Regions from separate parts of the Homo sapiens genome. Here region 1 is linked to region 2. A link is a contact called in ENCODE Hi-C or POLR2A ChIA-PET data. All regions are on one chromosome and are shown on one strand. Each heading gives the region's core, a stretch centred on a gene start or an enhancer-like site at or near the end of the contact. The rest is flanking DNA. Distances are from core to core; before and after follow the strand shown. Region 1 overlaps EAF1 (ELL associated factor 1). Region 2 has its middle 36 kb from the start of COLQ.

Region 1 (2,700 bases), core at 1-2,500, 120 kb before region 2:
TTTCCTCACTGTTCTCTCCCTTGAATCTCATTTGTAGGAATCAAGAGATTCCTATACATGGGACTTTTAGATGTACATTGGCACTTGGATTAGATTCCAAAAGACAAAAGTGTTGGGTGCTTCTAGCTTGAATTCAGTCCCTAAATACATGAGGCTGGGTGAGCAGATGAAACCGGTAGCCACTGTGCTGATGCATGTGACTCCATTCAGTTGGGGATTTTGGTTCCATGTGGATCCATACTAAGTATTCTTCAGTCAGTGGATTTTAGCAAGGGGAGGTAGGAGTGGAAGAGAGGTGTGAAGAAACCTCTCCGAACAAATGAACCAGCAGTAAGTTTCTAAAAATCAGAATCTAGATAGAAGTTCTGCAATATGAAATGAGCACATTCTTTGATAAGGCGTATCTATTCATGCTTTTGTACCACTGTTTTGTACCTGACTCCCTGACCGATTTGTATTTTTTATATACAACTAGAAGGAAGTCACAAGATTGCCTTCTACAGTGTGCCATTTCCAAATGGATCTGTTGTTGGAGGAAACTGGTTGCTAGTCAATGTTCTATATTTAATGAATGTGTGATAAATCATCCTGTAATCAGTATGGAGTAACCTGTTTTTGTAGTTTGGATGAATATGTCCTGAGAAATTTCCATCCACTTTGGTTCAGCGGACATCAAGGTAGTAATAATAATTTTTCCTCCACAGGTCCCTCCACTCATATGGCCTCTCCCTCCCCAGCTAGTGGAGGGGAAGCAGTCTGGACTTAGAAAGGAAATAGGTGGTCTGTCATAGGGGCTTTCATTAGAGTTAAACTTCATAGAGTCAACTGTTTCATCATCATAGTGAGCCCAGAGAGCCACTGCCCAGCAGCATGCTCACACCACCTACCCTAGTGTAGGTAATAGGTCTACGCTAGGACCCCGTGCTGGGCTCTCAGCCCATCATGAGATTTTGGTGGATTTAATGGCAGGTAGGAACTTATTTATAGTGGATTGATAATTGCTTTATAATTCCTTGGTAATGACAGCTCAGGGAAGGTTTCACAAGGTCATGATCAGGAGACTTGAATTGTTACTGGATGTAGGAATTGTTTCACTGCTCTTAACTTGCTCAAACTGGGGCAGGTTCCAGGAACTTGAACTAAAAATATCTATTTAAGCCTCTCTCTCTTTCTCTCCTCCCCAACTTTTTTCTGAAAGCCTTGATTTCTGTAGACAGAACTATGGTTTTTGGCATGTTGGGTCAAGACGTGTTTCTATAGGAAATGCTTGCACGTGGCACTGGCTTGGTGAGTCAAGCTTCCTGAGCTTCAGACCGTTTGTCCTGTCATCTGTCCTGCCCAACACTGTATGGTTTTTCTCTAGCACGGCTTCAATTTTGTTCTCTGCACAAAGCCTTTGGTGGTTCTGCCCTCTGCCCTCCAGCTTTACCCACCAGAGTAAGCAATCTTTTCTTTTTAGAAATCAAGAATTTGGCTTCACAGATGGCTTCTCACAGATGCCCTCCTGCCAGCCAAACCGGACTTGTTCTTCCTGCCTCTGTGCCTTCTCTCATTCTCCTTCTCTCCCTCCATACCCCACTTTTGAGGTTCTGTGGGTACCATCTTTGTGGACTCTTGTCTTTTTTTTCAACCCACATGGAGTGCCCTGTGTGTACATACTGACCTTTTTTTTTTTTTTTTTTTTTTGCTTGAACTCTGGTCGGTATGAGCTCCTTAAAAGCAGGTACTGGGCTGGCTGTGGTGACTCATGCCTGTAATCCCAGCACTTTGGGAGGCTGAGGTGGGAGGATTGCTTGAGTCCAGGAGTTTGAGACCAGCCTGGGCAACATGGCGAGACCCTGTTTCTACAAAAAGAAAAAGGGAAAAAAAAAGCAGGGACTGTCATTCTCATCTCCTCCCTGGGGTATCCACAGGAATGGACATTCAAATGGTTGTAGCCTGGTGGGGTAGAAGGCAGAGAAGACTACCCAGCCAGTGAAGTGCAGAGGATAGACATAGGAAAACATTCCAGGCATTTGGAGACAGCTGAAAGTATCCATGCTGACTTTCATGATTTAGAAGTCTTTAACTGAATTATTAAAATTGCCTTTTTTTTGTGCTGTACAATGTCTACTGTACTGTGGGTCATTTAGATGAGATGAAAAACTTAATTAAATCTGAAGTGTCAGAGGCGCTTAGTAAGCCTTAGTAAAGTTGTGATTGAAGAAACTTAATACAAATGAACTAGAGGTTTGTAATCATGCCACTCACTAACGATTTTATTTCTGTAGCAGAATCATTTTTTCTATGTAAGGTGTTAATGTGTGTGTATGTGCTTTGGTTGTAGGAAAACTTGAAAATTCCAAAATCCTTATTTTCCTATTTGAGAGGCTGGTTCAGCAGGGTGTGTGTGTGTGTGTGTGTGTGTGTGTATGAATGGTATATTTATTACATTATTTTGAAAGAGAATTAGTGTGTTATGTGGATAATGTTATATACAGCCAAAGTGGATGTTTCTATTTGGCAAGGAAGGTAGGATTTCTGAAACTCAGGCCTTAACCAATAGGTTGGAAGACAAGACCAATTGAAGAGTTAGGAAATGTGAGTTTTTGTTACTTCTGTTATTCCAGTCTTGGTTTCATTGTCTCATTCTTTATTTTTAAAATCTTGTGCCTAAAAGTTTTTTTGCTTAATTATGAAGTAGACATGCATGTTTACATT
Region 2 (2,700 bases), core at 67-2,566:
TTTTCTTTTTCCTTCAGTGTCCAAAAGTCCTACCATTTTCTTGCAATGGATTTGAGACTTTTTTTCCCTATGGCACATACACTCACTTCACAAAATAAGCTGAGCTACTTCAAAGTAGCATGTATGAAATAACTGTAGAACATCTCCACTGAGCTATTGTTAACCATCATGAGTTCCCATTTAACACGTAGTTAGTGAACTCTTAAAGAGTACTATGGCTATATAGAGAAGTGAAAATACACAACCCCTGATCTCCAGGAAATGTCTAATTTACTTGAAGTAAGACCCAGTCACTTGAGAAAAGGGAAACCACTATGTCTACTTTCACATTCACCGCTAAGCAGGGATTCCAAGTGGTGTTCTCTTCTCTAAATTCTCACCTTCCTAAAATGCAGTGGCACTTATTGAGTGCCTTTTATATGCCAGGCATTGGGCTAGGAGCTTCTGGGTGGCTTTCTGAATCCCCAAATAACCCCATGAAATATGAAAGATTTCTGGAAAGACTATTAGTAGAGAAAGTAACCTAAGAAACCATTTCACTTTGGGAGGTTGAAGTGGGAGGACAGCTTGAGCCCAGGAGTTTGAGACCAGCCTCGGCAACAGTGTGAGACCCATCTCTACAAAAAACTTTAAAAATTAGCCAGTTGTGGTGGCATGTACCTGTAGTCCTAGCTACTTGGGAGGGTGAGGTGGGAGAAGTATTTGAGCCCGGGAGTTCGAGGCTGCAGTAAGCTATGACTGTGCCACTGTACTCCAGCCTGGGCAACATAAGAATACGCTGTCTCAAAATAATGATAATAATAATAAAACTCATTTCCCATTCATCTCCTCAACCCTGGATTCTGGGTTTTTCTAAATTAAGAAAACTGCCATAATCTTTCGAAGCTCAGTTTTTATGAGGCAATTGGATATTATTAACACATATAATAGGATCACATAAGAAATTCATTATTAAACTAGGGGCTACAAAATATTCTATCAAATATCTATCAACCAATAGATTCATTTTAGAGGGGTATTTTCAATATTTTATCCTTCTAAGGAAAATCTTCTATGAGGAGATTAATTTCAAGATCATTTTTACTAAATAAGCAGTCAATGGACTCTGTCAATTAGTGCCCCTGGACTAATGTGGTCTTTATACACTTAGACTGACCTCTGCTGGACAGTCTAATAACCTGTCAGCATTTTTTTTTTCTCTGAGAGTATGATTAGGAAAGGGGCATTTTCCCCAAATTTTATCTAGTATTTAGTAACAAATTTACACAGTTCAACTTACAAATATTAATCAAGCCCTCTACACCACCTAATGGCAAAATCTTATATTGCATTCGGCTGCCAGAGGTGTGTCCGGAGGCAGAGTGGGAGGAGACTGATGAGGTTACATGAACTATCCAGTCTGAATGCTCCTTTTCATAGTCTCTTCCTCCTGTGCAGGACATAAGAATACCTGAGAAATGAGGCTGCTTCCACGAGCCTGTCAGGGGCCAAGTCACAGTATCTTCTGGGTTCACCCCTAAAACTGAAGTCTACCACTTCATGGTGGTCACTTGTGCCTAAACTAGCCAGTGTAGACAAGTCTGATATGGGTGGTGCAAACAAGCTGAATTTTGATATAAAGTCCTATGCTTCAATTTATGTAAAACTGCAGATAAAAAACACGAATGACCCTGAAAATAAGTGATGCTTTTCCATTTCAAATATTCTTTTAAAATAGTGCCTGCTTCTGATAATAAAAATTACATAATTATTTTTAAAATTCTATAAAGGAAAAAATTAAATAAAAATTGCCTACAATTCCATCTACCAAGTTGTATTACAATTTTAGTTTATTTTGTGCCCATCTCTGTTCTGTAAGCAAGCAGGTATGCATGATTATGGTTATTTCCTTACTTCACTCCATTTCATTTTGTAGCTTGCCCTTTTCACACGTTGTATTGTGATTATTTTTCAATTAATAAATAATACAATTTTTATTTTATGATGATAGACCATCACTTATGTAACCAATGTCCTACTATTAAACATTGGAATTGTTCCTAAATAAAACTACGCTACATGGCCTTTTATATAAATATTTGACCAAATATTTTATTATTTCTTCAGGATATATTCCCAAATAAGCTCAATGGGGCCTGGCACAGTGGCTCATGCCTATATTCCCAGCACTCTGGGAGGCAGAGGCAAGAGGATAGCGTGAGCCCACGAGTTTGGGACCAACCTAGGCAACATAGTGAGACCCTGTCTCTACAAAAATAAAATAAAAGAGTAGCCAGGCATGGTGGTATGCGCTTGTAGTCCTAGCAACTCGGGAGACTGAGATGGAGAGATCACTTGAGTCCAAGGACGTCAAAGATGCAGTGAGCCGTGATCATGTCATTGCACTCTAGCCTGAGCAACAGAGCAAGACCCTGTCTTGAAAAAAAAAAAAAAAAAGCTCACGGGGTCAAAACTTACGCGGTATGAACATTTTTAAGACTCCAAATACCTGCAATGCTAGAATTACTCTACAGAAATGTACCAACTTCAACTTCCATCAGCAGCATAGGAGTCTCCATTTTCACTTCCACTTCACCAAAATTCAGATTAATTTAGAAAGTTCTTTGCCAAGTGGATAGGCCAGGAAAAAAAAAGGGATTTTCAGTATAACTTACATATTCATATTCATGCTTTTACTGAGCATTTATATTTTTTCTGTGA

The links. A loop is a pair of places that touch in the nucleus more often than their neighbours do. ChIA-PET counts read pairs that join two places held with the same protein, here RNA polymerase II (POLR2A). Pooled maps may share reads with other maps.
Region 1: a map of CD14-positive monocyte shows a loop between it and region 2 (2.5-fold over the local background). The contact joins two enhancer-like sites. A Hi-C loop is called at or near these places in 33 of 168 maps with a recorded cell type or tissue (B cell, CD14-positive monocyte, CD4-positive, alpha-beta T cell and 23 more), 1 of 37 single-sample maps with no recorded cell type and 7 of 50 pooled maps. POLR2A ChIA-PET finds 5 or more read pairs at or near these places in 3 of 52 experiments (CD4-positive, alpha-beta T cell, CD8-positive, alpha-beta memory T cell and OCI-LY7).

What each region holds. Positions count from the first base shown.
Region 1 is chr3:15,439,826-15,442,525 of GRCh38, forward strand. It overlaps EAF1 (ELL associated factor 1), which reads left to right. Exons shown (of 6, transcript NM_033083.7): 6 at 1-2,700. Among named protein-coding and RNA genes, the nearest start is that of EAF1, 14 kb to the left of the region's middle. Within about 2 kb of position 1,251, at least 3 of the 41 ENCODE cell types and tissues checked have a DNase peak (open chromatin) inside an H3K27ac peak, as active enhancers do; they include CD14-positive monocyte, where a contact is called at or near this core.
Region 2 is chr3:15,556,440-15,559,139 of GRCh38, forward strand. No RefSeq gene overlaps it. Among named protein-coding and RNA genes, the nearest start is that of COLQ, 36 kb to the left of the region's middle. Within about 2 kb of position 1,317, at least 9 of the 41 ENCODE cell types and tissues checked have a DNase peak (open chromatin) inside an H3K27ac peak, as active enhancers do; they include CD14-positive monocyte, where a contact is called at or near this core.